Linked DNA regions of Homo sapiens: region 1 is linked to region 2. Evidence: read pairs that join two places in POLR2A ChIA-PET (ENCODE). Cell type or tissue: MCF 10A. All regions are shown on one strand. Links, peaks and the distances in the headings refer to the core of each region. The heading gives the core; the rest is flanking DNA. Region 1 has its middle 34 kb from the start of SLC32A1. Region 2 has its middle 200 kb from the start of MAFB.

Evidence for each region. Peaks named below come from ENCODE experiments on the same cell type or tissue, not always from the same donor. Only the 100,000 strongest peaks of a DNase experiment are listed, where the experiment ranks them.
Region 1: POLR2A ChIA-PET joins it to region 2 with 5 read pairs; 1 of 35 experiments calls an interaction of 5 or more read pairs at or near these places.

The regions. Positions count from the first base shown.
Region 1 is chr20:38,682,988-38,698,892 of GRCh38, reverse strand. No RefSeq gene overlaps it. Among named protein-coding and RNA genes, the nearest start is that of SLC32A1, 34 kb to the left of the region's middle. RefSeq lists an enhancer at 5,808-7,031 and a silencer at 12,750-12,950. In MCF 10A, for the core only: no CTCF peak of the experiment used is centred there; a DNase peak (open chromatin) is centred at 6,332.
Region 2 is chr20:40,482,224-40,498,128 of GRCh38, reverse strand. No RefSeq gene overlaps it. Among named protein-coding and RNA genes, the nearest start is that of MAFB, 200 kb to the left of the region's middle. In MCF 10A, for the core only: no CTCF peak of the experiment used is centred there; DNase peaks (open chromatin) are centred at 4,378, 4,858 and 7,998.

The sequences.
Region 1 (15,905 bases), core at 2,565-10,564, 1.8 Mb after region 2:
TTCTTAGGCCGACTAAGAATTCCTAAGCCTAGCTGGGGAAGGTGACTGTGAAGTGCAGCGGACAGAAGTACAGTGGACACCCTGCCTGATCCAGAGGGGTGGAAGTCAGCGGCGGGTCTGCGAGGGCGGCAAACAGCAGTGGTGGATGGCAAGCGAAAGCTCAGCTCAAGCCTTAACCAACACGGACCAGAAAGAGTGTGCAGTTGCAAGATTTAGCAGAGTGAAAACAGAGCTCCTGATCGGGCTAGAGGCTCGCCATTGTTCCTGCATGGCTAAGTGCCTGGGTTCGTCCTAATTGAGCTGAACGCTAGTCGCTGGGTTCCACGGTTCACTTCTGTGACCCACGGCTTCTAATAGAGCTATAACACTCACCACATGGCCCAAGATTCCATTCCTTGGAATCCGGGAAGCCAAGAACCCCAGGTCAGAGAACAGGAGGCTTGCCACCATCTTGGAAGTGGCCCACCACCATTTTGGGAGCTCTAAAAACAAGGACCTCCCCCGGTAACATGTGCACATGAACACACACACACAGAGGTGGCCTCTCACAGTGGACCACCAAATTACATACAGTAATGTGCTGTATCACGATAACACACAGGCAAAAATTGTCACAGCACAGAAAGAAACTCTTAGAGCAACACAAGATCCCAGACATGTAGCCTTAGGGTAACACAGTCACAAACCACATAATACAGCTGCACAGCGAGACAGTGTCACAAACACATATGTGTACACACACACAAACACAGAGTAATTCAGTCGATGAGTGGACTCCTATACACTGGCAAAAAGAAACCCACACAGAGCATAGCTCCAGAGTAATATACGGTCATGGCATAACCACACACCCTCACACAATAACACACAGTCTTGTAGCGGGGGTGCAGAGAGGCAGTATCATACAACCCCTGATTCAGCCGCAGTCAGACAGAGCAGGATGGGCACCAGGGAGTGGGATGAAGTCTGATCTTGAGGAGAAAGGTAGGCTTTATTTGAACAGATGTCTCATAAAGCAGCCGGGGTATTATTTAGCTGCTTTCATGAGCTAATGGATTCCAGTGGCTCAGGAGCCTGGGGAATTCATTAGTGGCCCCCAGAGCACTTGCTCCTCCTTTACACCCTCCCACCCTTACTGACTTCTCACTTCTTCGCTGCAGCAGCCAACCTCCATCCCCAAAGAGAATGCCCTATTTGAACAAGAAGGGCAGAAGCCGAACAAATATTTGCGTCTTCAGGCCTCATTTGGCACTTACTGTGATGGGAGCTTCCTTCTCGGAAGAACAGATTCTGCTCGGCTTGGCCTGGGTGAGAGGCCTGGGTTCAGGCTGGGATCTCTCCTGGATCCCCATCTCCTGCTGGCTGGGGGGCCCTTTCTCTCTCCCTCCACTCACCCCATGCCTCCCCCATCATTCACAGCTGGGCTGTCCCAAGAGTGGTCCACCTGCCACTTCACCTCCCATCCACTTCCAACCCACTTTAACCTGGCTGCCACACGTCACTCCACCAAACTGCTTCATCCAGGACCTCCGATGTCATCCTCATTCTGCTCACCGACTCTGTGGCCTGGGCCGCTCGCTCTTGCCCACATTTGCTCCTCTCACATCTGACTTCCAGCACACACCCATCTCCTGCTTCTTTTCCTGCCTCTTAGTTTGCCTCTTCTCATCTCCTTCCCATGCTCTGCCCTTGATGTCGACACTCTCTGGCTCTCAGTCACTGACTCTCTCTGAATGCCCCCAGGAGAACTTGGGTACGTCTACATTCCACACCATCTACAACCCCTTCTGCTGGTGGTCAAGAGTGGTGATTAAGAGCACAGACTCTCTAGACTGCTATGGTTCAATCCCTCCTTTGGCACTTGCTAGCTGTGGGGCATTGCAGAAGTTACTTTGCTTTTGTGTGTCTCCGTTTTCTCATCTGTAAAATGGGGGCAAGGATAACTTCTACCTCATAGGGTTCTTTAATGGCTAAATGAATTAATATATATATAAAGTGCTTATGAGAGTGCCCGGCACTTAGTAACTGCTACATAAAGGATGGCTGTTTTCATTACTCCCAATGTAGTGATAACTTACACACCTGCACTTGTAACAGAAGAAAAATATGCTTTGCTAGCTAACCTTGTGTGTTGGAATGCAAAGTAAAATGAACAATTGAAGACTAATAGATGCCCTCAAAAGCATAGGCAGAGGTGACTGAGAAAGTCTCAACTTATGAATAACTTATACACAAATATCACGGTTTCCCCACTGGGAATATCTCCCATAATTGTAGCCGGTGTCCAAGATGGCCCCAGTGATTCTCCTCTCCTGGTATCTATGCCTTTGGGTAGTCCCCTTTCACACTGACCAGGACTGACCTGTGTAAGCAACAGGATATGGCTGAGTACAGTGGCTCACGCCTGTAATCCCTGCACTTTGGGAGGCTGAGGCAGGAGGATTGCTTGAGGCCAGGAGTTCAAGACCCACCTGTGCAACATAGCAAGACCCCCATCTCTACCAACAATAAAAAAGAAAGAAAGAAAAAATTATCCAGGCATGGTGGTGTGCACCTGTAGTCCCAGCTACTCAGGAGGCTGAGGCAGGAGGATCACTTGAGGCCAGGAGCTTGAGGTTACAATAAGCTATGATGGAGCCACTGCTGTCCAGTAGGGGCAACACAGCAATATCCTGCCGCTTAAGAAGAAAAAAAAAGCTTATGAGACATTGTAGAAATAATGAGATGTGACTCCCAAAGCTATCTCATAAATGATATTGCAGTTTCTACCTTGCTCTCTCTTGGATCGCTTGCTTTGGGGGAAGCCAGTCACCATGTTGTGAGGACACTCAGGTGCCCTAGAGTGAAATCCATGTGAGGAGGGATTGAGGCCTTTTGACAACATCCAGAACCAATTTGCTATCCAGGTAAGTAAGCCACCTTCAAAGCAGACCCTCAGTCCCAGGCAGGCCTTCAGAAGACAGCTGACATCTTGACTGCAAACTTATGAGAGACCCAAAGCAGAACCATACAGCTAAGCCACTCTTGAACTCACAACTTATAGAAACTGTGAGAGGTAATAAATATTTATTGTTGTTTTAAGCCACTAGGTTTTGAGTGTTTTTTGCTTTTGTTTTTGTTTTTTTTTTTTGCCCAGCAGAAGATAATACACCCACATTTTCCAATTCAACACTCTTGGGAAGTGACTAAGGAAGAAAGATTTTTTAATGCTATTATACACCTTAGAGAGAATGAACAAGACCTGCCTCATCTTCATTCATATCTCTGTTTCCACAATTGAGCTCCCGAACTCTGCCCCTTACCCTCTGTGCCCCTGATGTGAAAAATGTTGGTGTATGGGTTGAAGGCAAGATGAGATTAGTAATTCTTAGGCCAAAAAGTTGAATATGTTTGCAGAATTTGTCTAATTTATGGGCTCTTGACTGGGCTTATGGAGTACATGGACTTCTAAAATTGTCAGTGGAATGTATATGCAAGGACACTCTTCTGGGGAGAGGCCTATAACTTCAATAAGATTTGTAGGCCAGGTACAGTAGCTCATGTCTGTAATCCCAGCACTTTGGGATGCCCCGAGGTGAGAGGATCACAACAAAGCAAGACCCTGTCTCAAAAATAAAGGGGGGATTGTAAATGTGTCAGGACACTAAAATGTCTAGAACTACTGACCCAATGTAGCACCCATTTAAAAGACTGGACAGCAAAAAACAAAAACAAACAAATAAAAAAATAAAAGATTGGACAGTAACAATGAGGGTCCAGAGAATGTTAGAAACCAGAAATTCACAGGGAACCATCAGCACCCCAAATATAATAGCCAAGAGTGAATTCAATTGGATTGAATTCTAGAGCTCAAGGGGATAACTATTATCTATTTTGCTTACCATAGGCTCTCTAGATCCTAGCACTGTGCCTGACACATAGTAGATGCACAATAAAAATGTGCTGGGGCTGGGCACAATGGCTCATGCCTGTAATCCCAGCACTTTGGGAGGCTGAGGTGGGAGGATCACTTGAGGCCAGGAGTTTGAGATTAGCCTGGGCAACACAGTGAGATCCTGTCTCTACCAAAAGAATTTTTTTTAATTAGCTGGACATGGTGGTGCATACCTATAGTCCCAGCTACTCAGGAGGCTGAGGTGGGAGGATAGCTTGAGCCCAGGAGGTCGAGGCTGCAGTGAGCCGTGATTGCATTGCTGCACTCTAGCCTGGGTGATAGAGCAACACTGTCTCAAAAAAAAAAATTGTATAAATACCACCCATTCCCTTGACCAGCCCTAAAAATGTATTGGATGAATGAATGAATGAGTGAATGAATGAAGTAAATAAATGAGGGCAGCAGAGGGACAAAGGACGCATGGGCAGGGACATATTTGACATGAGTCAGGGGATCTTGGCCAGTTAGAAAAGAAACAGACCAAGCAAAGGGCAAGCATTTTGGTAGGAAATGGAGACAGAAAGAACTAGAGATCTTAGTGATGCTAAAGAGAAGGCAGAGTGGAATTAGAGAATGAAGAACACAGGAGCTGTCACCAGAAAGTTTAATATTTTCGAGACGGGTAAGTTGTGGGTGATGACAAAGTCTAGAATGTGTCCGCAGGCACGAACTGAAGGGGTAAGGGGGTGGAGGTCATTGGAGTTGACAGGGTCAAAAAAAACTACGAAGCCAGGGTGCTGGATGGTTGTCCAAAGCAACATCAAAGTCATCCATAATGGTGCCAAAATACAAGCTAAATAAATAATCCTTTGCATTCTTTCTGCATCAGCAACAAATGAGGAAGCAGAGTGAGGTTTGCAGATATACGTAAAAGATCAGAAAAAAAGGCAAGAACAAGAACCAGTTGAGAGACAGACATGAGAGAAAGAAAACAGGAGGGTATGAGAGGTGAGCCCATGAGAAATCACAGCCTAAGCATAGAAGAGGAGGGGAACGGGGGGATGATCTTGCCACCTGGGGAGTCAGGCAGAGCAGACCTCCAAGCTGAGACCCAGCAGTGCTCCACACTGTACTCAGTGGGCCTGGTTAGTGGGGGGTAAATCTCAGATCTCCCACCGCCCAGCCCTCACATATATTTATCTCACTGGAACTTCATACCACCTGGCAGATCTGATAGTTACAGATGAGTAGCCCCAACTTACAGTTGAAGAAACTGAGGCCAGGGAGTGAAGTGACTTGACTATGATCCCTAAATCATTCATCAAGCTGGGGTCAGGGAAAGAACTAGGACCTAGGTGTGCTGAGTCCCCATTTCATGGCTATTGGGGCTATGGTAGGGAAAGGTTGCGCAGCAGTGGGGGAAGGGATATAGCCAAGCCAGGGCAGTGGAACCCATCCCAAAATATGTCCCCAAGTGTAGGGTCAACAGCTTTGCTCCAGTGGGGTGGAATGGGAAGACACTAGAAAATGTGGGAGCCCCTCCACACCCAACCTTTTTATTTCTCAAGAATCCAGTGCTGGAGAGAGGCTGTTAGTGCTGAATCCATGGCCTGCATAAACCACCTCGAGAAAGCTCTGTTCTCCCACTCCATTCCCTTAGCAGCGTCTGTGGTGCAGGGAGCTGGGGAGGGAACTGCTTGTCTGTTATCATCCACTAACACCTGTGCTCTAGAGATAACATGATTAACTCCAGAGAACAGGGGTCAGAATAGTGGGTGCACAATGGAGGCCACGGGTCCCTGGGTGACAGGAAGGAGCTCTGGGGGCCTGCTGGGAGGAGGGGGTGCTGGTGAGGTGCCAGGGGTCAGAGACACACTTTAGATCTTGCTGCTTTGCCCTGGGGGCTCCATGCAGGCCTTTCCCTAGGCAGAGGGGTCGCCCATTGTTTCCTTATCTCTGGGAGCCAGTGACAGCCTGTCCTCCAATGATGCTGATCATATGGTATTGTTATCACCCTGTGCCTGTCACCGGCCAGGGCCGTGGGGCTGTCAATTTCTGACAAACAGCACTTGAGCGCTAAAGGGAATCTGTTCTTGGCCTTATCTCCGACCTGCGTATCCTGCTTTAGCTTCACATTTGGTCCCTGTGGGGCCATCACTTTGCCAATAGCAGTCCCTGGGGCACCCAGATAAGTTGCTAGCTGCCTGTGCCCTGGGGCTCTAGTCAATGGCTGTGGGGACTGGCAGTGCCCAGGCTGGCACCTCTGGTCCAGGTCAGCATCAGCATCTCCGGGGCACTGTGGCCAGAGATAATGGCCAGAGCCGTGGCCACACCACAGGCACAGAGATTAGCTTGGGGAATGTCCCCAGCTTCAACATTCAATAGCTGTGTTGTCTTTTCATTTGCATACAGAGTTTGAACAAGACAGAAAAACAAGTCAGCACCACGGACAGCGTCCTGTGAGGCCTTTCATTAAGCCAAAGCAAGCAGGGAAGAAAGGAGGAAAGGAGAAGGTAAGGGAGGGAGGAGAAAGGGAGGGAAAGGGGGAAGAGGCAAAAGGAAAAGGAGAGGAAATGGTGATGGTAGGGGAGGGAGAGTTTCTTTGCTGGCCAAATAATGGTGTGGTATTTTTTAGTCTCTACTTTCAGCTTGGCCAGTGGTTGAAGAAAAGACTATTTGACCAAGGAAGGTTAATTGAAATTAAAGGTTCTTCTGACCTTAGATAAAGAAGGATATGTGGCCAGGCATGATGGCTCACAACGGTAATCCCAGCATTTTGAGAGGCTGAGGCAGAAGGAGTGCTTGAGTTAAGGCAGATGAGACCAGCCTGGGCAACATGACAAAACCCCATCCCTACAAAAAGTACAAAAATTAGCGGGGCATGGTAGTGCATGCCTGTAGTCTCAGCTACTGGGGAGCTGAGGCAGGAGGATCATTTGAGCCTGGGAGATTGAGGCTGTAGTGAGCCAAGATCCTGCCACTGCACTCCAGCCCAGGGTGACAGGGCAAGACCCTGTCTACACAATAAATAAAATAGCATAAAAATAAATTAAAATTTGTTTAAACTTAGCTGGGCATAGTGGTGCATACCTGTGGTCTTAGATACTTGGCAGACTGAGGAAGGAGGATCTCTTGAGCCCAGAAATTCAAGGCTGCAGTGAGCTATGATTGAGCCACTGCACTCCAGCCTAAGTGACAGAATGAAAATCTGTGAAAAAAAAAAGCAATGAGATACTCCACACCAATAGAGACCAAAGAAGGAACTTGGAAGCAATGACGACAAACACAAAGTAAGCATTTGTTGTGCTCCATGCTAAGTTACTTATATGCCAGAACTCAACTCATTTAGCCCACCCACCACCCTTATGACATAGTTGCTATCAGATTCCCCATATTACAAATGAGGAAACAGAGTATGAATGAGGTGTAATAACTAGCCTGAAGTTGCACTGCCAGCTGATAGCAATGTCTGTAACCTTGGGAGGAAGTAGATCCCAGCTTAACTTTCCTTCCATTTCACTCCTTTCTGATCTCCTCCTTTCACCTTGAGTATCCAGTATCTTTTTGAATTTTTAGTATGAGTTGGCTTCTTAAACTTACTGGTTTACATGCCCCTATGTTTGCAAAAGGAGAGTACTGGGTTTCATTTTTTAGCTTAAAACACTTTTTTGGATTTTCCAGCTAGGGCATGGTTTGCTTCCATGAGGCAAAAAATGGGCTATTTGGGGAAGACCTGAGGTCTGACTTGCTGCCCATAGTCATACTGTGGCTGATTCCTGAGGAGGGGGCAAGACTTGAATGCTTGAAAATGGACCTCTGAGATTGTCACATGCAAGGCTATCTCAGGAAACTCCTTGTGTGTTTGGCTGATCTGAGGTAAAGATAATAATCAGAAAGCCCCCAAAGTCAAGCTCCAGCTTTGCTGTCAACTTTTCATGACCTTGGGAAAATCCCCTTTTCTCTCTAGACCATACAGGGAACTCATGGAGGCCCCATGTGGTCACACAGGGCAGATACTTGCCACATGTTATTAATTAAGGATGAGTTTTCTCCATCTATTTTTCTTTGGAAATAAGAAGTGCTTCATTACTTTGTAGCATAGCCTGATCTGAGTGCCTGAGCCTGTGTTTCACACTGAAGATAACACTCAGTGTACAAGGAGATGACAGAGCATGTGCTACTAGGGAGATTAACACTGGATGGGAAGAAGGTAGATGATTGGCAGATGGAGGAAGGCTTACACAGCCTTGATAAATAAGAGTTGCCATACACTGTAACTCTTTGGGGGAAGCTCAGAGATCCTCCCTAAGGCACCCTTCCCCCTCCCCCCAACACACACACATTTAAATCCTCAAGGACATAATTCCTGAGCTACAGAACGGGGCTTTTTTTTTTTTTTTTTTTTTTTGAAATAGAGTCTCGCTCTGTCACCCAGGGTGGAGTCCAGTGGCACAATCTCAGCTGACTGCAACCTCCGTCTCCCGGGTTCAAGCAATTCTCCTGCCTCAGCCTCCCGAGTAGCTGGGATGACAGGCACGTGCCACCACACCTGGCTACTTTTTTTGTATTTTTAGTAGAGACAGGGTTTCACCGTGTTAGCGGGGTTTCACCATGTTAGCCAGGATGGTCTTGATCTCCTGACCTCGTGATCTGCCTGCCTCAGCCTCCCAAAGTGCTGGGATTACAGGCGTGAGCCACCGCACCCAGCCAGAACAGGGGCTTTTGATGGAAGGAGATAAGATGGCTTCACAGCTCTTCTTCCCCATGACTTTCTCTGATGAGCCCTCTTTGGGGCTTCCCTCTGTCCTTATGGATAGCTTCTTTCTTGGCACATCCTGAGGCTGGTGCTCAGGGCCTCTTTAGCTTGGGGGAGAGAGCAGTTGGCATGGTTTAGTGAGTATCACAGCAGTCTGGTAGATATGACTTAGGGTATGAGCTACAGAATGGAAAAGGGTCTTCTTTTATTTCTTTATTTTTAAACTTATTTTTATTTTTAAAGTAAAAATAAAGATGGCATCTTGCTATGTTGCTCAGGCTAGAGTGCAATGGCTATTCATGGGCACAATCATAGCTTGCTGCAGCCTTGAATTCCTGGGCCCAAGTGACTCTCCTGCTTCAGCCCCTTGAATAACTGGGAATACAGGCATGCACCACTATGTCTGACTGACAGGGATATTTTGAAGAGAGTACCAACTCATAGAGAGATAGAATGTGCTCAGCAGTGTAACCTTTGCAGATAAAGAGAGATCCAGGTTCAAATTCGGGCTTGATGACTCTAGTTGTTTGACCTTGAACAAGTTGCCTCAGTGTCTTCATCTGCTTGGGAGAAATGGGTTTGAAAGATCTGTTAAACCTCCAAGTTGACAAGTCAAGTAGGCTGGGCCTCAGAAGAGAGAATAGGACTGAAAAAATAAGCATAGGAGCTGTTGTCTATGGATGATCTTGTAAGTCATGGGAATAGATGAGTTTCCTGCAGGAAGGTTAGGAGAGAGATGTGTTATCTTGGGCAAGTTATTTAACCTGTGTTTCAGCTTCCTCATCTGCAGAATGGGGATGATAATAGTATTTACCTATTGTTCTGAGAATTGGATTTAGATAGCTCATGTTCAAGCACTTACAGTCTGGTAAATGCTTAATAAAGAAGGATGATATTATTAATCCTTACCCAGCACTTCAAGGCTCATGTAATCATCCCCATTTTACAGAGAAAGAGACTGAAGCTCAGAGAGTCTAAGGTCTCATGAGTTGTAAGCAGCACATGACTATCTATAAACCCATGCCACACTGCTCCTGTTCTTGTAGGAGACTACCATATAGACACAGTTCTTAAAATGCAAGAGGTGAGCTATATGAATCTGGCTAGAAAGGGCATGGCTGATCCTCCAAATGGCAGTGGTAGGAGACTCTGGGTTCAGAAGAAGCCATGGTAGGGTAGAAACTACCATGATCCTTTTAGGATAAGTTCCAAGGACAAACTCCATATTATGTGCACACCCAGTTCCCTATCTCCCACATTTAACCCCCAAGTTGATAAATGTTTTCCGTGATTCAGTTCCTCCCAGTTCCAGAATCCAATGAAGCAAGGTTCGTGCAAGGAGTGAGTCCCATTTGCAGCCTCAGATGAGCCAGTGAGGCAGAAAATGTAGATAATAAAGAGAGTTAATGACAGGCCTCTCCAGCTTCCCGAGCTGGCCCTTGGGGAGGAGTCAATGAGCTCCTGTCGCTGCTGTGCCGGATTCCCGATTTCTTCATCTTCTGTCTCCTGCACAGTCCCCTTCCCTGCCTGGCTTGCAGCCTTGGCCACTGATTGCAGCAGTTCACACTGGGAAACAAGACCACAAGAGATCTGGGGTATCTCTAGGGCAGTGGTGAGATGTGGGTGGCAGGAGGCAACTTGGTTTTCTTAGCAAAGATTGTACAACTTCCCCAGCTCCCCAGAAAACAAACTTCCTTAGGAATCACATGGAGATGACATACAAGGAGGGTCCCACCCTGGAACTCATTGTTAATACCACTAGTAAAAACTGTCACTGAAGTGGGAGAGTTAGAATATGTCAAGCGCTACACCGAGAGTTTTATATATAGTACCTCATTTAGTCCTTACAACAGCCTTTCAGTGATTATATTATTATTATCCCCATTTTACAGATGAGGAGACTGAGCCCATAGAAATGACATTATTTTCTTAAGGTCACACAACATGTAGTTGGCAGATCTGGAATTGAAATCCAGGCCAATATTACTCCAACGTCTAGGCTGGATTGCCTCTGTCCTTACATATTGTCTTGAAAGACAATCAGTTTCATTAATTTATTCAAAAATTACCCAGTCTGTCAGAGAAATGGTCCTAAGCTAGGTGTCTCTTACTTCCTTTGTTGGGAGCTCTATGCCTTTAGCAATAAAACCTTGGGTTGTGTGCTTTCTTGATACTAATTGAGTTGCATGATTGACATTCTAGAGTTTGTGGTCAACTAGAATCTTCAAATCTTTTTCATGTGGACTAGGGTTAAATCAGTGGACTGTATTCACACAACACACAATGGTTTCAAGAGGTTTTACTACCCTGGGAACCTGATATCCTTCCCCTCGGTAGTTCAAAACAGAGATATTGCATTTAGAATGGTTTTCACTTTGTTTTCTGTTTTTACTTTTTAATCAAGGTATAAGTACACAGTAAAGTGTGCTTATTTCAAATATATATCTAGTTCAATTAATTTTCACCCATATGGAAATAGAGAACATTTTCCCCATAAGATTCCTATTCAACTTCTCTACCCCAGAAGTAACCACTATGGATTTCACTGTTTTAATTTGAAATGTTCATTTTTGCAAAATATCAACTTTTACAAAAGGAGATTTAAGTCTAATAGAATCCTTTCATCCCAGCAATTAACATTGTTCATTCTTCCTTTTTTTTTCAGTTGTTGCTAAGTTTTGAAAAGCCCTTTTACCTTATGATATCTGATGACTACCCACATTTATGTTTTCTGGGTTTTATCTATGTTTAAAAAATATTTTATTGCAGCCATAAAAAGGAATGAGATCATATCCTTTGTAGGGACATGGATGAAGCTGGAAGCCATCATCCTCAGCAAACTAACACAGGAACAGAAAACCAAACACTGCATGTTCTCACTCATAAGTGGAAGTTGAATATTGAGAACACACAAACACAGAGAGGGGAACAACAAACACCAGGGCCTGTTGGGTGGTGGGGGGTGAGGGGAGGGAACTTAGAGGACAGGTCAGTAGGTGCAGCAAACCATCATGGCACATGTATACCTATGTAACCAATCTGCACGTTCTGCAAATGTATCCCTTTTTTAAAAAAAAGAAACAAAGAAAAAAAAGAAGCACAAAAATATGTTATATGTTTATATTATTTACACCTAGGCATTTAATTCAGTTGGAATGTATTTAATGACTGCTCTGGTGTGAAGGTCAAAATAATTTTTTCTCATCAATTATCTTTATACCATTATTGACAAATTGTTCCCTTCTAAGTTGATCTTTGAAAGTTCTTTTATTATAAATTAAATTCTGATGTGTAACAACTTTCCCATCCTTAAATTGGGTTATTAATGATGCCTATCTAACAAATGAGGGCAAAAACCAGATTATGTGTGATAAGGTAAGTGTAGCATCTTAAGACAGTTTAAGTTTTTGCACACAGTGGGTTCTCAACAAGTGTCAATTTTAATCCATCCGCCTACCCCCCAGACCCTCTCCCACACATATTTAAGGCACTGTAACTATGGAAAGAACTTTCTAATAAAACTGTAAAACAGGCTAACCCTGGAGATCAGATGTGCAGCCAGAAGTCAGAGCGCCTCTGATTAACATGTTTTTGAGAGATTCTATTTCTTTCCTGAGGACCCAGATCAATGACTCCCAAATGCCAGTTTTGAAGCTGATGACAATGCATGGTGATGTTTCCTGTGTTTCTCAATGAAATTAGAAAAAAGGGCAAACAAGGAAGTTTTTACAAAACCATTCTAAATAACTGTTCCTTATTCTGAGATTATGGCTTTCCTACTTATTAAGTTTTAAAATGCCTTTTGTTTTATTCAAGCATTGGAGAGAACAGGTGATAGTTGTTACTCTTAAATGTCTTCGCTTGGCATTGTCCTTGATGGCTTGCAATTTTTCTGGTTCACAAAATCCTGAAATCTCACAACAAGATCAATTGTGAGGTTGACTGCAACATCACAAGAAAAGGATCCAACAATTTCGGTTGACATTTTTCCCATTTTTCAGAGCACCATATACTATACATAGTAGGTGGTCAGCAATCATTCATTCGTTCAATCCACAAAAGTTACTAATCACCTGCCTGGAAGTTTGTTTGTCATTGGCCAAGAAGAAACCCATAAAGCAGGGCAAACTTGATTGGGCTGAGAACTGTGGACCAGGCATTTACCTCTGGGCGTTGTGCATACATTCAACCGCTCCTCTCGCCCAGCCGTCAGCACCTCGGACAGCTCAGCCGCAATTACCCGGGTCTCTGAGGAAACCTAACTAAACATAGACAAAGGCATTTTTACATTATCTTTTCTCCGCTTCATTATTTAAACAAGCGCCTCCTGTTCATACACAAGCCTTCCTCTTCGTATTCTTAAACCTCCCTCTCAGATTGTTTGCCTCGCAGTTTGCAATTCCCTAGCAAAACGGCGAGCTCCAATCTGAGCTGCGGAAATGCCAATTTTAATTAAAAGTGCAATTTTCAAATCCACCCAAAGCTCAGATAGGATATGGCACACTTGATGCCCTGTGATCTTTCTGGCTGCTTTGTTGATTAAAATGGGTGTCGCTCTAAGTGCTTTGTCAAATCTTCACAAAAAGGAGGAGAAATTGACATTTACACCTTTATACCGATAAGAAAGTGATATATTACATTCACCCCTACTGCCACAAAGGCTTGATTGTGGCTTAAGGGCAGAATTAGGCCAAAAGGTCCCCAGTGATAGCTCTGTTTTGATGCTTCAACCTTGAGGGCTCTTTCTTCAGCTGGTGGTGATGGTGGTGGTGGTGGTGGGAGTCGCTACACAATGTTCCCATTAGCTTTCCTACCCCTCTCTTCCCACTCAGTGCCTCTGCAAGGACTTTGAGTTTCTGGGGTAATTGTTCTCTAATTTTGGTGGATACAAGGACAATCTAAAAAGCTCTCTTAAAATCTAGATTCCTTGGCCCCACTTCTAGAGATTCTGACTCAATAAATAGGTTTGGGATGTGGTCCCAGAATCTGAATTTTAATGAAGCACCAGATAATTCTGATGAAGGAAGTCTTTAGCTCATACTCTGAGAAAATGTGTTCTGGTAATTCCCAGAAAGTTGTCCACAAGGGTCTGAGCTATGGAGCGGGCCAGGGATTAAACCCTGGGCAGGGAATCTAGAGGCATGACCCTGTCTAGCACTGACACTTGCATTCTCATATCCTTGGACAACTCACTTCCCCTCTGTTATCATTTATCATTTTCTATCTTTATAAATGAAGGATCATGCAAGAGACACACTTAATCACTTAATATGCAAAGATCTTCAGCAAATCAGTAATAAAAAGGGAAACCACCTGATACAAAGATGGATAAGTGATATGAATAAGCATTTCTTGGAGAAGAAAATACAAACAATGAACAAACATTTGAGAAAATAACCAACCTTAATAGTAATCAGATAAGTGCAAATAGAATAAAATAAGTTTTGGTGTTGTTTTTATTTCTGCTGTTTTTCTGCTTTGCTCATCTGCTCATCATATTGAGGGAAGAGAACGTTGTGAGTTGATAGCAGCCAGTGTAGGGTGTAGAGAAATGAGAATGTCCTATGTCATTGGTGGAAGTGTGAAAGACTACAACATCTTGAGAAAGTAATCTGTCAGGACTTGTTAAAATAGAAAAGTGCATTCTTTCACTCACAGTTTAGCTTTGGGGATTTATCCTACACAAAGAAATGCATTAGGACATGTAGATATAAGCAATGGATGTTTCCTGAACATTATTTGTAGTGGCAAAAAATGGAAATTACTTAAAAGTCTATCAACAGCGGACAGGTTGAGTAAATTCTGCTACATCCAAACTGGGGAATATTATACAGCTATTGAAAAAAAAAAGTCTATTAGATCTGGAAGGGCTGATCTTGAATGATATCCATGATCTATTATAATGTGAAATGTCAAATCACAGAGTAATGAGCGTAGCATGATCCCATTTTTCGAAACAAAAAAGAAGAAAGCTCCAGACTGTTTTTGTATATATGTGTATGAGCTCCAGACTGTGTTTGTACATATGTGTATGAGCTTGGAATAATGTGTGGAAGAAAATATGCCAGACTATTAATATTGATTTCTTTTCTTTTCTTATTTTTATTTACTTTTTGTGTGTGATGGCTTACTGCAACCTCAACCTCCTGGGCTCAAACGATCCTCCCACCTCAGCCTCCCAGTAGCTGGGACTGCAGGTGCACGCCACCACATCTGGCTAATTTTTCTATTCTTCTTAGAGACCAGGTCTCTCTATGTTGCCCAGGCTGGCTTTAAACTCCTGGGCTCAAGCAGTCCTCCCACCTCGGCCTCCCAAAGTACTAGGATTACAGGAATGAGCCACCAAGCTCGGCCTTAATATTGTTTTTTGTTTGTTTGTTTATTTTGTTTGTTTGTTTGCAACATGAGATTATAAGGGAAACCATAATACTTTCTATATTCATTTCCACATTGTATAATTGTTCTGAAAGAATATATTACTCTTATAAATGAACAACTATAAAGTTGGCTTGAGAGCTAATCAAAAGCCAAAAAGTCCTAAGGGCTGGATACAAGAGACCACTGAGATCCTTCCCAGCTGCTACAACCTGGGAACACCCATCTTCTTCCCCAGATTGGGATCAAGGTCCATTTATGTTAAAGATTCAGAGTCACCTGGAACCAGGCAAGATCCTCATGGCAATGTTCATTCTAGTGTGCCCACTGCAGAGTCCATCTAGGAGAGACCCTGCCCTGAAGTTGGATTTTGGGGCCAGATAGCACCTTACAATCCTAACCCATCCTGGGGACTTGCAAGTGGAAAGACAAAGCAATGCTGTCTCTCTTCTCAGGTTCTCCCAGAGCATCACCTGACTCCATTTTACCCTGTGAAACTCACACCCAGGCCCATGTGGGGTCCTCTGGAAACTAAGGAGAGATCTGAGAGGCCAAAATAGATGCCCCTTTATCAACTAAGATGAACCCAAACGTTAAGGAAACAAAGTTACCTATTGGTTAAGGGTTCAGGTCCTGACTGGCCTGGCACATTTCTAAATTCCTATAGCTCTAAGCTCCCTAACAATAGGAGCTATCAGACCCCTCCTAGCTCTGATTTACAACCCAGACCACTACAGCTCTGACTAGACAGAGGACTGAGCTTGCATTCTTTTATCATAAGCAATTGCAGACCTTAAGCCATTTTCAGCTAGCTTATAGAGGCTGTGTGCAAACTATCTTTCTGTCCTATAGTTCACCTTTTGATATAAAGAGCCAAATTCTACCTCATTTTAATGCTAA
Region 2 (15,905 bases), core at 3,423-11,422:
GGGTCTGAAATATCAATTTCCCCAGAAAGGGTTGTGCTGTGTATGTTCTTTATACAGACAAATTACCTTGATTGTTGATTCAAGAGGTAAAATGACTTACTTGGTCATGATTATGTAGAAGGAAGATGACAGAGCAATTTATGAAAATCCTTCATGTCACCATCTCAGAGTGACTCATCTTGTTACTAGGTTTGCTGCTAATTATCTTAGGGTGAACGGTGAACACTTTTTGGTAAACCCTGTTGTCACCAAACTGGCGAAATCCCTAGCAAAACATTTCTGACCAAAGACAGTTTTATATATATATATATATATACACATGTATATATGTGTGTGTGTGTGTGTATGTATATATATATATATATATATATATATATATATATATAAATACTTATGATGATGGTAGCAAGCATTTGTTCCAGGAACTTTCCCAACTCTATATCAGGTGTCTACCAGTCCAAAATGCTGAATTTTCTGGCAGGATTTTCTTTCTGGGCAACTAAGTATCTGTTATTACATAAAGATACTCTTCAAATAATAACTGGAAACAACGATCATTTACTTTGTTCCCAAATCTGCAATTTGAGCAGGGTTTGGAAGTGACACACAATACTCCACACAGCATCAGCTGAAGCAGCTCAAGTGAGGCTGAAGATAAACTGCCGGGATGACCCACTGACAAGGCTGGCGCCAGGGTTCTCGCTCTTGGTCCCCTTTACAGGAGGCTCTCCACAACATACCTTGGGCCTCCTCACAGCATGGTGGCTGAGTTCTAATCATGAGCATCCTAAGTCACAAGAGGTGGAATTCACCAATTTCTTAAGGTCTTGGCGAAGCTTGCAGGAGGTCACTTTTGCTATATGTTATTGGTCAAAGTGTCATAAAGCTGCCTAGATTCAAGGGAAGGGACGGAGACTCCTTCTTTCAATGGGAAGTGCTGCATTTTAAAAAAGTGCTATATTTTTAAATTTTTAAATATAAAATTTAAAAATTTTATATTTGTAAATTTGCTATTTACAAATAGCAAATATATGTAACCATCTCAGGGGTTCCTTGAACCATTACTTTGATCCAGTATCATCTATCACTGGTTAGGGTGACCTGATAATTTCTTGTCCAAACTAGGAGACCTTAAAAGAATAAAATGGGATGCTAGGAATAACAGGACCAGCCAATGAGTGCAAAACAATGGTCCCAGACAAACCAAGTATTCAGTCGCCCTGTCTCTGGGGGCAAAGATTAATGCCTTTTAGGTGTCCCCAAGCAATTTTGGAAAGATTATATAAAGACCACTGTGTTCTGTTTAAGTATGGAATCCACTTAAGAAAATCTTGGTAAATCCTTTAAAAATAAAGAGTAAATAAAGAGTAATGTCTTACCTGGATATGAAATCATCGTTTATCTGGACATCTCATTTAAATAGAGCTACTGCTTTCCTGAATCTTCCAGTTAACTGTACTGCTCCGTGAGTTATGCCACCATTAGATACAGAGCACCCCTAAATGCCACTGGCTGTGGCTGTCCTGGCCTCTACTTGCTGAGTGTTCATTCTGTACTTGTCTCTGGGCTAGATCCCGAGAAAGCAGATGTGGGTAAAACATGAACCTGACCTCTAGGTGCTTGTAACTTATTAGATAAGACAGTCTAGAGCCAATAGGCCATTGTAAAATTCAGTGATAAGGGCCACCATAGAAGTAAAAGTCAGATTTTGTGGGAGCAATAAAAATCAGGTAAATGGAAAAATTCCAGAAAGATTTCACAGAGGGAAGTTACATCAATTTACTGTTTTAATTACCTAGAATGTCTCAGGCACTTTGCTAAGCATTTTATGTCTATCATCTCCTTCAATATTTAGAAAACCCCCTTTGGGGTAAACATTATTACTATCTGTAAGTTATAGATGAGGAAACTGAGGCTTAGAGAGAGGAAGTAATTTGCATACAAGTGGCAAGCAACAGAAGCAGAACGGGTACTGGGGAAAGTGTGACGGAAGATGAGTAGGAGCTTCCAAAGCCTTGAAGAAGGGCATTTTAGGCAGAGGAACCAGCACTGGTAAGGATGGGCTAGTGGAATAGAGCTTGACTAGCCTGGGATAAATCTGGCCATTTGTTGTGCTTGGAGCACAGCTGCGGGGAGGTGGCGGAAGGAGGGTGAAGTAGGGTCTGGCTGGGAAGGAATCTTGCAAGGTAGAGAGTTTGGATATTCCCAACAGGCACTGGGCTCCTTCTGTGTGTTGAGGCAAGGAAGTGAGTAGAATGTTAGTCTTAGCCAGCGTGAGCCAGCTCCAGCCTGGGCCCCTTGCTCTTCCAGGAGTAATCCGTGGACCAGCAGGATCACCCAAAAGTTGCTTAGAAACATAGCATCAGGTCTCACCTCAGACCTATCGAATCAGTGTCTGCATTTTAGCAAGATCCCCAGGTGCTTTGTCTGCACATGAAACCTTGGGAAGCACTTTTCTGGCACAGCGCAGTTCCCAGAGTTCATAACTTTATCTTTGCTCACAGTCAAGACCTTCCGCTGATAGTTTCCAGTATTGCAAATCCAAACAATGGTTTGCAAAGGTTTTGAGAAAAGGTCAGAGGTGTAACATCAATAACTGTGATCCAGCCATTAGATTTCCTTCTCCTGGTTGTTCTAGTGACCTGCACACTCTGCAGTGGAACCAGGCCCAGCTCTGGTTCCACCCACCCCCTCCAAAAACTTGGAGGAAGTCAGCTCAACAATACAATTTTGTGGGCCACTGGCAGGTACCACTGGTCACTGAGTTCTTATATCATGAGTCCATTGTTGCTACTCCCTGGGGGCAAGTATAGATATGAACAGATCCCTACTCTGCCTGGCTCATAGAACAGCTAACCAAGGCTGAATGGGAAAGTGACATCATATTTTACCAGGACAGGGGCTTTCTCTGGTGAAGCTTGGGGGTCTGAGGCCTGAAATGGCTCCCTTTGGCAATCATAATCTCTGCTCACCTGGAGACGCTCTGGGGCAAGAGTGAGGGCAGATGGTGGGGATATCAGATACCAGAAGGCTTACGTTGCAGAGATGTTGACTCTTGCTTCTGGCCATCAGGGAGCCTTAACTAGTTCCTAATGTCAGGAGGGGTGATGCTGGGTAGAAATGCATCTTCCTGGACACTTCCATTTTTCCTCCTTCCCTCTGTAAGCCATTTCATAGGTACTTCCTCTTCCATGCCAGCCTGTGCTGACCTCTGGGATGAGGAGTGCAGAACTAGTTATTGACCTGCAAGAGCACTCAGGATAATGGAGAGAGAGACAAGCAGTGCAGTGTTTTAAAGGCTCTGAGGGAGGGAAGCAGTTGGTGCTGGGAGCACAAGAGGAATGGGTCTCTGGTTCCACCTGGAAGACGGCTCTGCCATTTGCCACCTTTAAGTCTTTGATCCAATGTCACAGCCCCTTGGATCCTTAAAATCTTAGCCATGTATGCCATGGCTACACTAGTTTCCTCTTTTAGGTTGAGGTGGGGACTAAAGAGCCTATGGGACAGTGCCCAGCTGAGGATGCAGCACAGGGTAGGCATTCACAGAATCTTGCCCCCTAACCTCAGACTCCAAGCAGGACCAACCATCCTGGTCACCAAAGAGATACATTGAAAGGGCTGGTTTCATTTCCAAGCCACAGTTGCCCAGGGTTCCTCCCTGTCTCGTAGGGAAGTGACCTCCCTCACGTGCCTGAGAAGATGCATGTGATGATGGCGTGCCCCAGGCAAACAAAGGGCTCTTGCAAAACCTATGATTCTCTCCTTGTTGCAGAGGAATGAAAGGGAGGGAGGAAGTAGGCACCCCTCCTTCTTGCATGGCCCACAAGGGGTCTTAAGGCTATTTTTATGAAGATGGACTCTGGGTGATTCAGGGACTCACCCTAAAAGCACTTCTTTCTTGCTTTCCTTTTCCTTCTCCTCCTTCTCCTTCCTCCTTTTCTCTTCCTCTTCCCTTTTCTTTTAATAACATACCTTCTATGCATTTTCTTGAACTTTCTCCCATAGAAGGTAACCCTCAGAAAACAGTGAACTACTCTAGGCTCCAAGGGGCTTAGTAGGAGAGCTTGTTCATTCTGTGGTTTGCACCAGCCTGGCAGCTGGAGAGCACAAGACAATGCTCCCAGGAGGGCGGTAAGGCATAAACCTGGTTCACAGAACTCAGAGAGGCTTCAGAGACCTGGAACTAATAGGCTATAATGTCAATGAGAAGTTCAGGCCCAGCAGAGGAGGTGAGCAAGATGGGACCCTGCTCTTCCTCCTATTGGTCAGACTCTATCCATTCTTGCATGCTCGGCTAGAGACATTTTTCTCTTGATAATCTGCTTTTCTTGATGCCCCAAGGCTTTTGGTCTTAGCAGTAGGTGATGACTAACCCCTTCCTTTGAGCAGCGAGAACTCTGTGTCCTTTGAAGGTAGTGTGAGTAATGGGTCCACTTCTGCACTGTGGCTTAGCCTCTCTTCCTAGTCACACCAGGAGTGGCCCATGCTATGCGATCTCATGGGGTCCACATATATGCATACTCCCTTGCACACCACTAGTGTGTGTACATTTATTTACACCCATATATACACTTATGATTTAAGTGTACTTGGCTCCACACAACTCACAGGTGCAGGCACCTGCAGCACAGGGCTCATACTCCCCTCCACAAGCACGTCCTGCCCACTGACTCCATCAGGGAGCTTTGTTGCCTGAGCCCCCAGGTGTTTGCAGACCTAACATTGGCAGTGACTGAGTGGGTCTTTTGGTGACACATTCATAAAATCTCATAAATCGTCTCTGTGCAACGTCGCATGAACATTTTTATTTTCTTCAATAAATACACACATTCTTATTTCCTAACAGCTCCAGCATTGGCAGAATGCCCGGCCAAGAGGTCCACTTACTGTGCACTTGGCCAGGATGCACAGTGGATAGGAATGGGGCCACTCTGTTGGTTGTTTGAGACTGAAGACATCTTTGGGGACCTGGGATAATGGAGGTCTGATTTGGATGGGACAATAGGAGTCATCTTGTCTGGATACATATTCTACCTCTCCCTTGCAAGCCATTCATCTTTTCATTTGTTCATTTTTTTCTATTGAAACTCTCTTACTGAGGTTTAAAGCAAAAGTTACGTCACGCCTCAAAACTCAAAAACTGAGGCTCAGAAAAATTAAGTGATAGTCAAGGATGGGGCCTGAGGATCTGCATTTGAACGACACTCCAGGTCATTCTGAGGCAAGTGGCTCCTGGTCAGACTTGAAGAGTGAAGGTATTTTGTGATTAGACCTCAGGGCATAAAACGTATTTTTCCCTTTTTCAAAATAAAAACACCACGAGTTCAGGAGATTGAGACCATCCTGGCCAACATGGTGGAACTCCGTCTCTACTAAAAAAATACAAAAAAATTAGCCGAGCGTGGTGGTGGGCGCCTGTAGTCCCAGCTACTCGGGTGGCTGAGGCAGGAGAATGGTGTGAACCCGGGAGGCAGAGCTTGCAGTGAGCCGAGATTGCACCACTGCACTCCAGCCTGGGTGACAGAGCAAGACTCTGTCTCAGAAAAACAAAATGAAGCAAAAACCAAAACCAAAACAAACAAACAGAACAAAACACCTTGGACATAATAACTCTGAAGAAGTGAGGAGTTACTCTAAGGACAAACATTTTTTACCCAAAACTTAAAACTCTAATAACTTTGGAGTTGACCCTCCAGAGAGGCTGGTGGAGGTGGGCTATTTACCCCTTTCCATGCCAGTGCAACCTTCTCCTGGCTTTGCTCTAACTTGAGTGTCTGACTGTCACTTGCCCCACCTTAAAAATGATGACATTACCTTATAAGGTGATACCTCTTTACCCCTTACAAAGTTCTTCCACAAATATCATCTAATCCCCACAACAGTCACTCAGCGAGCTGTTCCCACCTTCATTTTACAGAGTGGGAAGCACAGGGGTCAAGGTGAAGTTTCACTACCAGTAAGGGTCAGAGCCTGGACTATGACTTCAGCTCCCCAGCCTCAAGTACAGCTGCTAATTGCCATGAACTAACAACCGTTTGCTTGATGTCAGGGGGTTGAGCTTCCTTCCCGTGAACTTCCAGGTGGCCATTGTGATGTGTGCTAGGAATTCCAGGGCTGTGGTAACAACAGTCTCCTGGAATGGAGAGAAGGCAGGAAAAAGGGAGATGAGGGCTGAGGGCAGGGACTGGAGGGTCCTCATTCAGCATTGCCCTATTTTGTGCTATCAAGTCATGCTGATTGGGTGCCATGTCAGAAGTGAAGGGGGACATGTAAAACAAAGGAGACATCTTTTCTCTGAGGCTTTTAAAGTTAAAAGCTTGGGTAAGGTGGAAGTGAGGGAGGTATAGAACTCTTTGCTTTGCTTTGGTTTGTGTTCTGGGAGGTCCATTATGAAGGAGCCATCAATGGTCTATGAATATCACAAAGGACATGGGCCAAAGGGGAGCTCCATGAGCTCTGATGTACCAGCCTCTTTCTGGGTCCCCCCAAAATCCTGCCACCAGTGAGTGGGGATGGGGCAAGTTCTCTCCTCTGGGGCACATTTGCTGAGCAGGATGTCAGAATAGATCACACAGTTAATCCCTTACAGATTCTGTGCTCATTTGAGATGCTTCCAGAATACAGAGGAAGATGTTGATATTATCTTGACTCTTCTGACCCACCCATGGGAAATCATAAATTCTGGTCACTTCAGCCTGTTCTCTAAAGTCCCGAGTCTTCCGTATTCCTATTAGCCCCGTTTCCTACTTCCTGCTTTGTGCTTGTGCTCACAGAACAACGAGATGTAACTCAGGAGTCTCTTGGTGCCTCCTCTGTCACTTGTATGTCTATAATTCATCAACTAAATGGCTTTGGTGGCGGGGATGGAGGTTTTGCATGGGCTTAGCAACATGGACTTTCACTCCTCAAGGCTGCTGTCTCTGGCTATGACAACTGCTCACTGCTTTACCTACTAACAGGAGTGACCCACTCTGATTCCTCAATATGGCACTTTTCCCCTGGGGATCAGCCTGGTGGTAGGGTAATTACATTGAATTATTTTTATCATAGAAGGAGCAGTGCTTTGTTCTCATGGGAACTGACACTTACTCTAGAAATAGACTTGTTTTCTCTGCCTGAAATGCTGCTTCCAGGACCACCACGGATCTCAGAGGGCCCTCTTTACCATCAGTGTTCCAGGAGCATTTCTTCTGACCAGGGGACTCATCTGACAGCAAATGAAGATCAGCCATTGGCTCATGCTCATTAAATTCACTGGCCTTTCAATGTCCTCCATCAGCCCAAAGCAAGTGGCTGATAGGATTCTGGAATAAGCCACTTGGAGACTTTATGGCACTGACTGGGTGGTAGCACTTTGTGGGGCTGGAATAATCAGTGATGGTTTCGCCACAGCCAGGTTTCATAGGTCTGGGAATGAACTCCTCTTACTATTACCCTAGTAGTCTGAGAGCAAAGTTTTTGCATCCTTCCCTGTGAATTTAACCTGTCTTTCCTCATTTTTTGAGATGAAGTCTCACTCTATCACCCAGACTGGAGTGCAGTGGCACAATCTCAGCCCATCGCAACCTCTGCCTCCTGGATCCAAGTGATTCTCCTGCTTCAGCTTCCTGAGTAGCTGGGATTACAGGTACCTGCCACCATGCCTGGCTAATTTTTGTGTTTTTAGTAGAGATGGAGTTTCGCCATGTTGACCAAGCTGGTCTTCAACTACTGGCCTCAAGTGATCCACCTGTCTTGGCCTCCCAAAGTGCTGGGATTACAGGTGTGAGCCACCGTACCCAGCCTAACCTTTCCTAACCAAGAAGACTTAGACCCCCAGGGGAGAAGTGCTCCCCCAAAAGGGGCACAATAACAGTTAATTAGAGGGAAGTTGAGACTGCTTCCTGGCCTCCTTGGCCTCCTCATGTCCCTGAGTGGACCCACAAAGAAGGGAGTTACTGTGCTGGCTAGGGTGACTGATCCTGAATACCAAGGAGTGACTGGGTTGCTACTACGTAATATGGGTAAGTGGAGTATGTCTGGAATGTAGGGCATTCCCTGGGGCACCCATTAGTATTTCCAAGTCTGGTGATAAAAGTTGAAAAACCACCATGACCAAATACAGGCGGGACAGCTGACAACCCAGATCCTTCAGGAATGAAGCTTTGGGTCACTTTATCAGGCAACAAAGCATGATGAGCCAGGCTACCTGCTCATTGCAAAGGGAGTGTGAAAAGGATGGTAGGAGTGCACCAGGACTACCAGCCATGGCCACGTGACCAGTTGAAGAAATAAGGCCTATAGTAATTATGAATATTTCTTCATTATTTTGATATAATTATATTTGTATTAACCAAGTCTTTTCTTTTTCTCCACTCTCATTCTCTCTCCATCAAATGCAAGACACATTAAGAGAAGTAAACCTTGTAACTCTGCATTTAACTTACAGAATATCAAAAGGGTGTGACTAGGTGTGGCTTAGCTGCAAGATGAATGAACATTACCCAGAGATGGCTAAAGTGACATGTGGGACTTTGTATCCTCTTTTGGGGTGATAGCATGTTTTCAACTGTTTGAAGAATAGTTGGATCATGTTAAGCAGAAATATGACTTTGCTGGTGTCTTTATTTGGGTATTATTAAAAGAGTTATGCACGGATGCCAAGTTGAGCAAAGGGTAGATGGTGATGGTTTTGAACTGTGCCAATTTAGCAAAGATGGAACTATGTTTCCCCACATTCCCCTCCTTGTATGGTTCTAGGTTAGGGTTGGCCACAAGAGAAATTTACCTGAGACGAGGAAGGTGGAAAGGAAGCAGCTCTCATTTTACTCTGAAGATCATTAACGCAATCATGGAAAGTGTAGGGCTCCACACACTGCTACAGCCCTTGTATGATTTTGCTGATCAGCTCCTTCCACTGGATCTTGTTGATCAGTTTCTCTGAGCCTGGTTCAGGTATATGTGCAGCTCTATGACAAATGGTGTCTGCTTCTTCTGAAAGTTACCAGTTGTCAAGGTTAGACATGGAGAGAGAGAGATGTGGATCCCAGTTCCTTCCTCTCCTCTTCTTCACATCATTTGATATCCTGATTGCCAACCCTGCTAGCCTGTAGCAACTTCAGATCCACCACCAGATGCAGAGTCTATAGCCTTCTGTACACTTTTCCACCAGCTCCAACAGTCATATTAGGGCTAATTCCTATTATAAATCTTTTATTTCATACCGTTCGTGGGGTCCTGCCTACATATTCAGAAATTTGTTCATGGTAGAGAAATATTTATTAAGTGTCTTCTACATGTCAGGCATAGTCTGGGGGTCTGGGATGTATCAATGAACAGAAGAAAAATACATACTTATGCATTCGGGACATGCTTTTATACCCCACATTTTAATAATTCATTGCCTATTAGAAATAAAATCTAACTGCCCTGTGTTCTTATTTGCTACTCCTGGCAATCCTACCCATCATGGGCAGTGAGATACTGGTGGACTTCCAGCCCTGTGTTTGGGACCCAACTTTGTACCATTCACATTGCACTGATAGCCTCTGCAGTTCCACAGCCTCAGCACATTTGAAGTGACTCATGGTGAGTCTGAGTTTCCTCCAACAACAGTCTTTTTATTAGAAGCCCAAGCTCTCGTTCACTTTTTTACCTTTTTGGAGACCAAGGTAAATTTATTACCTTGAAATAAGTGGTGCGATGCTATATCCTCTTTAATTCTCACACCAGCCTTGTAAGGTACATATTATTACTAATTACATCTACAATGTAGAAAGTGAGGTTCATAGAGATTTAGTAACATGCCCCAAATCCCAGAGCTGGGAAGTAGTAGAACCAGGATTTGAACACCAGTCAATCTGACTTTCAGTGGGCTTTGTTCACCTACCTTATTTATGTCATAGATGCCTCAGTTTCTCAGCAAGGGGAAGCATACCTATGTTGAATCAGTTAGACTCATCTTTAGCAAATAGTCCAATCTGCTTGGATATATAGCCTTGGGCTTCTTTTTGGGAAGCCCAAGCATGTTGATGACCATGGGGTGATGGTGATGATGATCTCCAGGCACAATGAAGGCTGAAGAAGAATGAGTTCTCACGCTTACAGAACACTGATGGTGGTGACCCATTCAGTTGACCTGTTTCTCTGGTTTCCCAAGGCCAGGTGCTCATCTCTGCTGTAAAGAACTCCATCTGTGACAGGGACTGTAGAGGCTTGTTAGGCTGGTTCTCTTCCAAAGTAGAATAGAGGATGTCACGCATCGTTGGCACCAGGCTGTGGTCTTGGGGGCAGCTTTGGGGAACAAGCCATTGGCTGAGATGAGGGAGCCAGAGCAACAGCTCAGCTTGTCTTCAGGTCTCTTTCTATTGACCTCTTTTTAGAAGCAGAGACAGATGTTGACAGAGACACACACACATTTGAGATGATATTGCATATAGTATTTTGTATCATGAATCTTTTCCTAACCCTATATTACAACTTTTTGACAAGTTTTTAAACATTCTTCAAAAACACGATTTTTAATGACTGGGTAGTATTACTTATGGACACACCATAATTTAATAGACAATCTCTTTGTCATCAGTTATGTAAGCTCATTCTTTTTTTTCCACATTTAGTAATTAGCTTATTTCTAGATGATTTATATTTTAAATTACATATAGGAGGTATTAAATATTTTTAAAGTTACAAAGATGATAGATTTCCATTAGTTTTCTAATATGTTATTATTGCAATTTTGAAAAAATGTATATTTATTTTATATCAAGCCCTTATACTCAATCTTCAAATTAACACATTTTTATTTGATTGTCTTAGGATTTGAGATGTGTGGTAATGTCATGAGTAAGTGTTCATAAATTCATTTTCTTTTTTCTAATAGTTACATTTCAATGTTCTTCTTGTTTTATTGCTTTAACTAGAATTTCCAGAGCAATTATTAGTGATGATATTGTAGGGAACATTCTTGACTTGCTCCTACTTCTAATAGCAATGCCGCTTATATAGTGCCATTAGGTATAAAATTGACTATTGCTTTCAAGGTAGACATTTTAATCATGTCATATTAGGTTTGAATTTTCCTATTCCTTATATTCTATGATTTTTTTTCCTAAAAAATGGACATCAAACTTACCAATTACTTATTAATATTTATCCAGATAATTGCACTTTCATTGACCTGATACATATATTTGTAATGTATCATTAAATAATAGCATTAAATAGCTCTCATTAATAGCATTAAATAATCTCTTTATTAGTGATTTTAAATAACTGTTTTTAATATTTTAATGAATTACATTTGCTGGTGTGCTTGTAGAATTTTTGTAACAATCTTTAAAAGCAAGGTTAGTTTATAGTTCTGATATCCATATAGTACATGCATACTGACATAAAAGAGATGGGAATAAAATACATCAAATTGTTAGCAGTGGTCTCTTCTATGTTGGATGGTGGAATACTGGATTCATTTTACTACTTTTCCCTAAAATTTAATATACATTTTTATGACAAAAGTGAACATTATATCAGTTATCTACTGCTATGTAAGAAATCAACCCAAAACTTAGTGGCTAAAATAACAACCATTCTATTGACTCATGACTCTGAGGGCCAATAATTTGGGCTGTGCTCAGCTGGGTGTTTCTTCTGTTGGTCTTGCCCACAGTTACACAATTCTATTGCAGTCAGCTGGTGGATTTGCTGGGGGCCGGTTGATCTAGAGGACCCTAGCTGAGACACTTGTTTCTGTTTCCTGTCATGTCATTCAACTTGATAGAAGGAGCAGCAACGTCAAATTGCAAAGGAGGGGTGCGTGCAGCAATGAGAAGTACTATTGCAGACAACTTTGCCAAGTTAGCTACAAACATGCCTTATAATTAAAAACAAAAAATAATATTTTAAAAAAGGATAATATGCAGTGATGAAAAAGATGGCAAAGTGAGTTTTTTACACATTGCCGATGAGGCTATTAACATTGTAACAAAAAATGATTTGGCAATGAATTTCATGAGTGGTAAAGTGTTAGTAGACTTTGACCTAATTTTTCTATAACTTGGAGTTTATTCTAAGGAAATAATCAGTTTAATAAAAATTATGTATAAGAATTTTTCTGTATAGCATTATTTATAAGTGAAATATTAAACACAATGTAAATGTCAAATATTAGAGGATTTAGTGACAGCAGATGGCATCTCCATATGATGAAACATGATATAACCACAAAAATTATATTTTGGGCATGACAAAGTTTAAAAAGTAAGATTTGTGTGCTTTCATTGAGTCTAGTTTTGAAAATTGATTGTATTCATATATGTTAATACAATAAACTTTTCTTCATATGAATACAACACCATACATGTATGCATATACAGAAAAATAACTGGAAGACCTATATGAGCATAATAATGGTAATTATTTCTGGGTGGTGCTTGGGTTACTGGTGGTCTTTATATTATTAAAGCCACAGGTGTCAGTTTGGGGCCAACCTGCCACTTTTGAGTTAGACAGTGCGGATTTTAACTGCCATCCCATGTCCTGTGGAAAGTCCACATCTTCCTAATGAGTTGTGTGGATCCTTGAGGACTTGCATTCTCATCATCACCTCTGATAGTGACTTCTTATCTTTAGAATTCCATTATTCCATTCTCTCTTTTGTGTGTGTGTGTGTGTGTGTGTGTGTGTGTGTGTGTGTGTGTGTGTGTGTTTAAATTATTTTTGTAGAGACAGGGTCTCACTACGTTGCCCAGGCTGGTCTCGAACTCCGAGCCTCAAGCGATCCTCCCACCTTGGCCTCCCAAAGTGTGTGGTTCTTATATCTCTGATCTGGTAGCTTAACCAATGCATGGGGCATAGTTCCTTCTCTTTTATTTCTACCTCCAGTCCTCCTTCAAACAATCTGGAATATGAATCTCTTGCATGTACCATACTAGACTCTTACTAAAGATCTATGGCTTAAGAGAAGGGTTATTATCATATACCATATAAAAGATGAATACATCCTATATTATATCAGAGATACTTAAAGATTTTCTTTTTTGTTTTCATGGACCCTATTGGCAGTTTTGTGAAAACTATAGACCCTTTCAAATATTATGTTTTTAAATTCATGCAATAAAATGTACAGGATTATAAAGAAAATGAATTATGTTGAAATAAAGTTATCAAATATTTAAGAAAAAGCAAACTGGTAATACAGTGATGTAAAGTGCTTCTTTATTAATAATGCATTCAGTAACATGATACACAGGTTAGACAGAAATTGAGTATAATATTAAAGTAATGATAAGTATAAATGATATCTTGAAATGTATTCAACAACTACAATATGACATGAGACCATCTGTGATTTCTATTGATTGCAAAGCCACAAAAGTTACCAATAACTATTGTGATGTGTTGCCTACATTTATAATTGAAGAAAATGTTAATTTTTAGTTGGAGGTTGGTGAAACTAAGCTGTAATTTTTCCCCCAACTCAGTTCAAGGACTCCCTGAATTTTATCTCCATATCAATTGGGATCCATGGGCCCTGGATTAAGATCCCTTGTATTAGATTCCTGTTATTCAAAGTCCATTTGGCTCTCCACATGGGTAACACTATACCATGTTAAGCTTCCTTCTCTTGCCATACTACTTTTCTCTCTCTCCGTTTCTCTCCTCCCAGTTTGTTCTGGGAAACTTGGAATTCTTCTCTCTTTGTTAATTGGAGTGAGTCTATAATATCTGATTCCTAATTTTAAAGGTATCTTCTGCCTTATCTTTGAATGTCCACAATCCTTCAGCGTGTTTTCAATCAAAAGAACTGGTCATCTACCCCTTTTGTATTAATAATTATGTTAGCCCCTGCTCACAGAGTGTTTTCCATGGATGAACATTGTTCTGAAGAGGGCCTTATTTCTTTTTATTTTTGCAAGGGGCAAAGCTTACCCAAAGTCATGCAGCTAGCAGAATGTGGAGTCAGCTCTCATCCACCGTACTAGGCTGCTTTCCATTAGTAGCACCCAGAAGAAAATGAAATGGAGCTATTTGGGTCTTTCTTTTCATAGGGTTGGCCATCTTTAGAAGGCAATTATTTTAAAATAGCATTTTGTTTCCTCTGGTGGTACATTTCTAAATCTTTCACAGTGGTTTTCAATGCTTTGGCTGTCTAGGCTCTGGATCCTCTGGGAACTGCTAGGAGAAAGCTAGTGCATAGAATGAGAGAAGATTGGAGCAAAAGACTCTGAGAGAAGCAGAAAGAAGGGGCATATCTGGGACTTCCTGGGTCCAGTCTGTTTGGAGGACTGGCTGGAGCCTGCACCTTAGGTTCTCAAGTAACTCCTATGGCCTTCTATCATAGGCCCCTTCAAGGCTTATGTTGTCTTCAGTTGGTTTTTGCTACTTGTAAACAAATGTATTTAACAAATACATAATTGACATACATTAGTTTTAAAACCAGGAAGAGAGTACATGTTATCAGCAAGCATTATCAGTTATGAGAAAAGATGTATCATTCTTCCCAGCCTATGTCCCAGGATTGTGCCATTCTAGTGGTAGTAGAAGTGATGAGAATGGTGGTGAAAGTGATTTTGGGGAGGAAGGTACAAGAAAATGAGAATGCATACATATCCTTCTTTGTGTTTCTACTGTGGTTTTTAAAGCATTGAAAAGCAGTACCATTGTGGAAGGTGTAGAAATGTACCACCAGAGGAAACAGAATGCTATTTTAAAATAATTGCCTTCTAAAGATGGCCAATCCTATGAAAAGAAAGACCCAAACATCTCCAAATGTATATTAATGTTCACCTCGTATCTTAGCCACTCTTTTGGGGACAAATAGCTTTTTGTTGCTTGTGAAAGTTTATTTGTTGAATTTGTCTTTCTGTATTTCCACCCTGTGGGAATATATACTCCTGCAAAGTAGAGGCCCTTTTTGTATCTGCTGAATTCTAAATGCCCAGTAAAAGATGAAATGCAAGACAGCCACCATGATGCTGTTGATACTTGGTGGACTGTGATGCTGGTGAAAGTGGTACCTTCCATCTTGGTTTGTATTTGCTAAGTCACCCTCCTATCTTCACTAACCAAAATGCTAGTCCATAAAGGAAATTTCCTGTACTCTGTTAGTGTCGGGAACAATTATCTCAGGTCTTTTACTCTTGTTTTAAACTTGGTGTTATCCTAATTGTTCCAGGCTTGAAGTTTGTGTTTAGTCTCCTTGGCATGAAGGACTTGCTTTCCCTTAAGAAATGTAGCTTCATCTTTAGGCTTACTTAGGTAGGAGATCATAGTTATCCCTTAGAATCTCAACCCCAGGCCCTGGCTTGCCAGCAAACACTTTGATATGGGATGCCAAGCTGGAGTGTAGTTGGAATAGAGGTGGGAAATATGAACCAGGTAACAGGGAGGGTGGTTTTAGTCAAATCCTTTCATTTTTATGCCAAAAGAAACCCAATTCAAAGCAGTGTAAGCAAAACAATTAACATTTTAAATAACTAAAACTATGGGCATGGCTGAATCCAGGTGGCTCAACAATTTTAAAAGAGCTTCTCTCTCTTTTTTTCCCCCTCTTTTCTGATTTGCTCCCTTCGGTGTATATTTCATGTTAAATAAGCTCTTTTTCTCCTGTTGGCAATTAGTAATCTCTAGCAATTTTAGACTTACCCAGACCAGCCTTGTGATTCCAGTGACAGAATAAAAAAAGAGTCTTTCCCAATATCAGTAAAACAGATGTATTCGTATCTTGGGCTCAAATTTTGGACCAGTGATGGAACCACATGACATGGGGAAAGGGAAGGAAAGAGGTGTGTTGGGAAGATGCAGACAATAGATTATCCACTGCAGTGGGAATGGCCAGAAGAATAATTATGTGGGAAAGACAGGCAAGGGAAGTGACGAGGGTGAGAGTAACAGTGGTGTTGTTGTGAATCCAGTCATGGAAATGG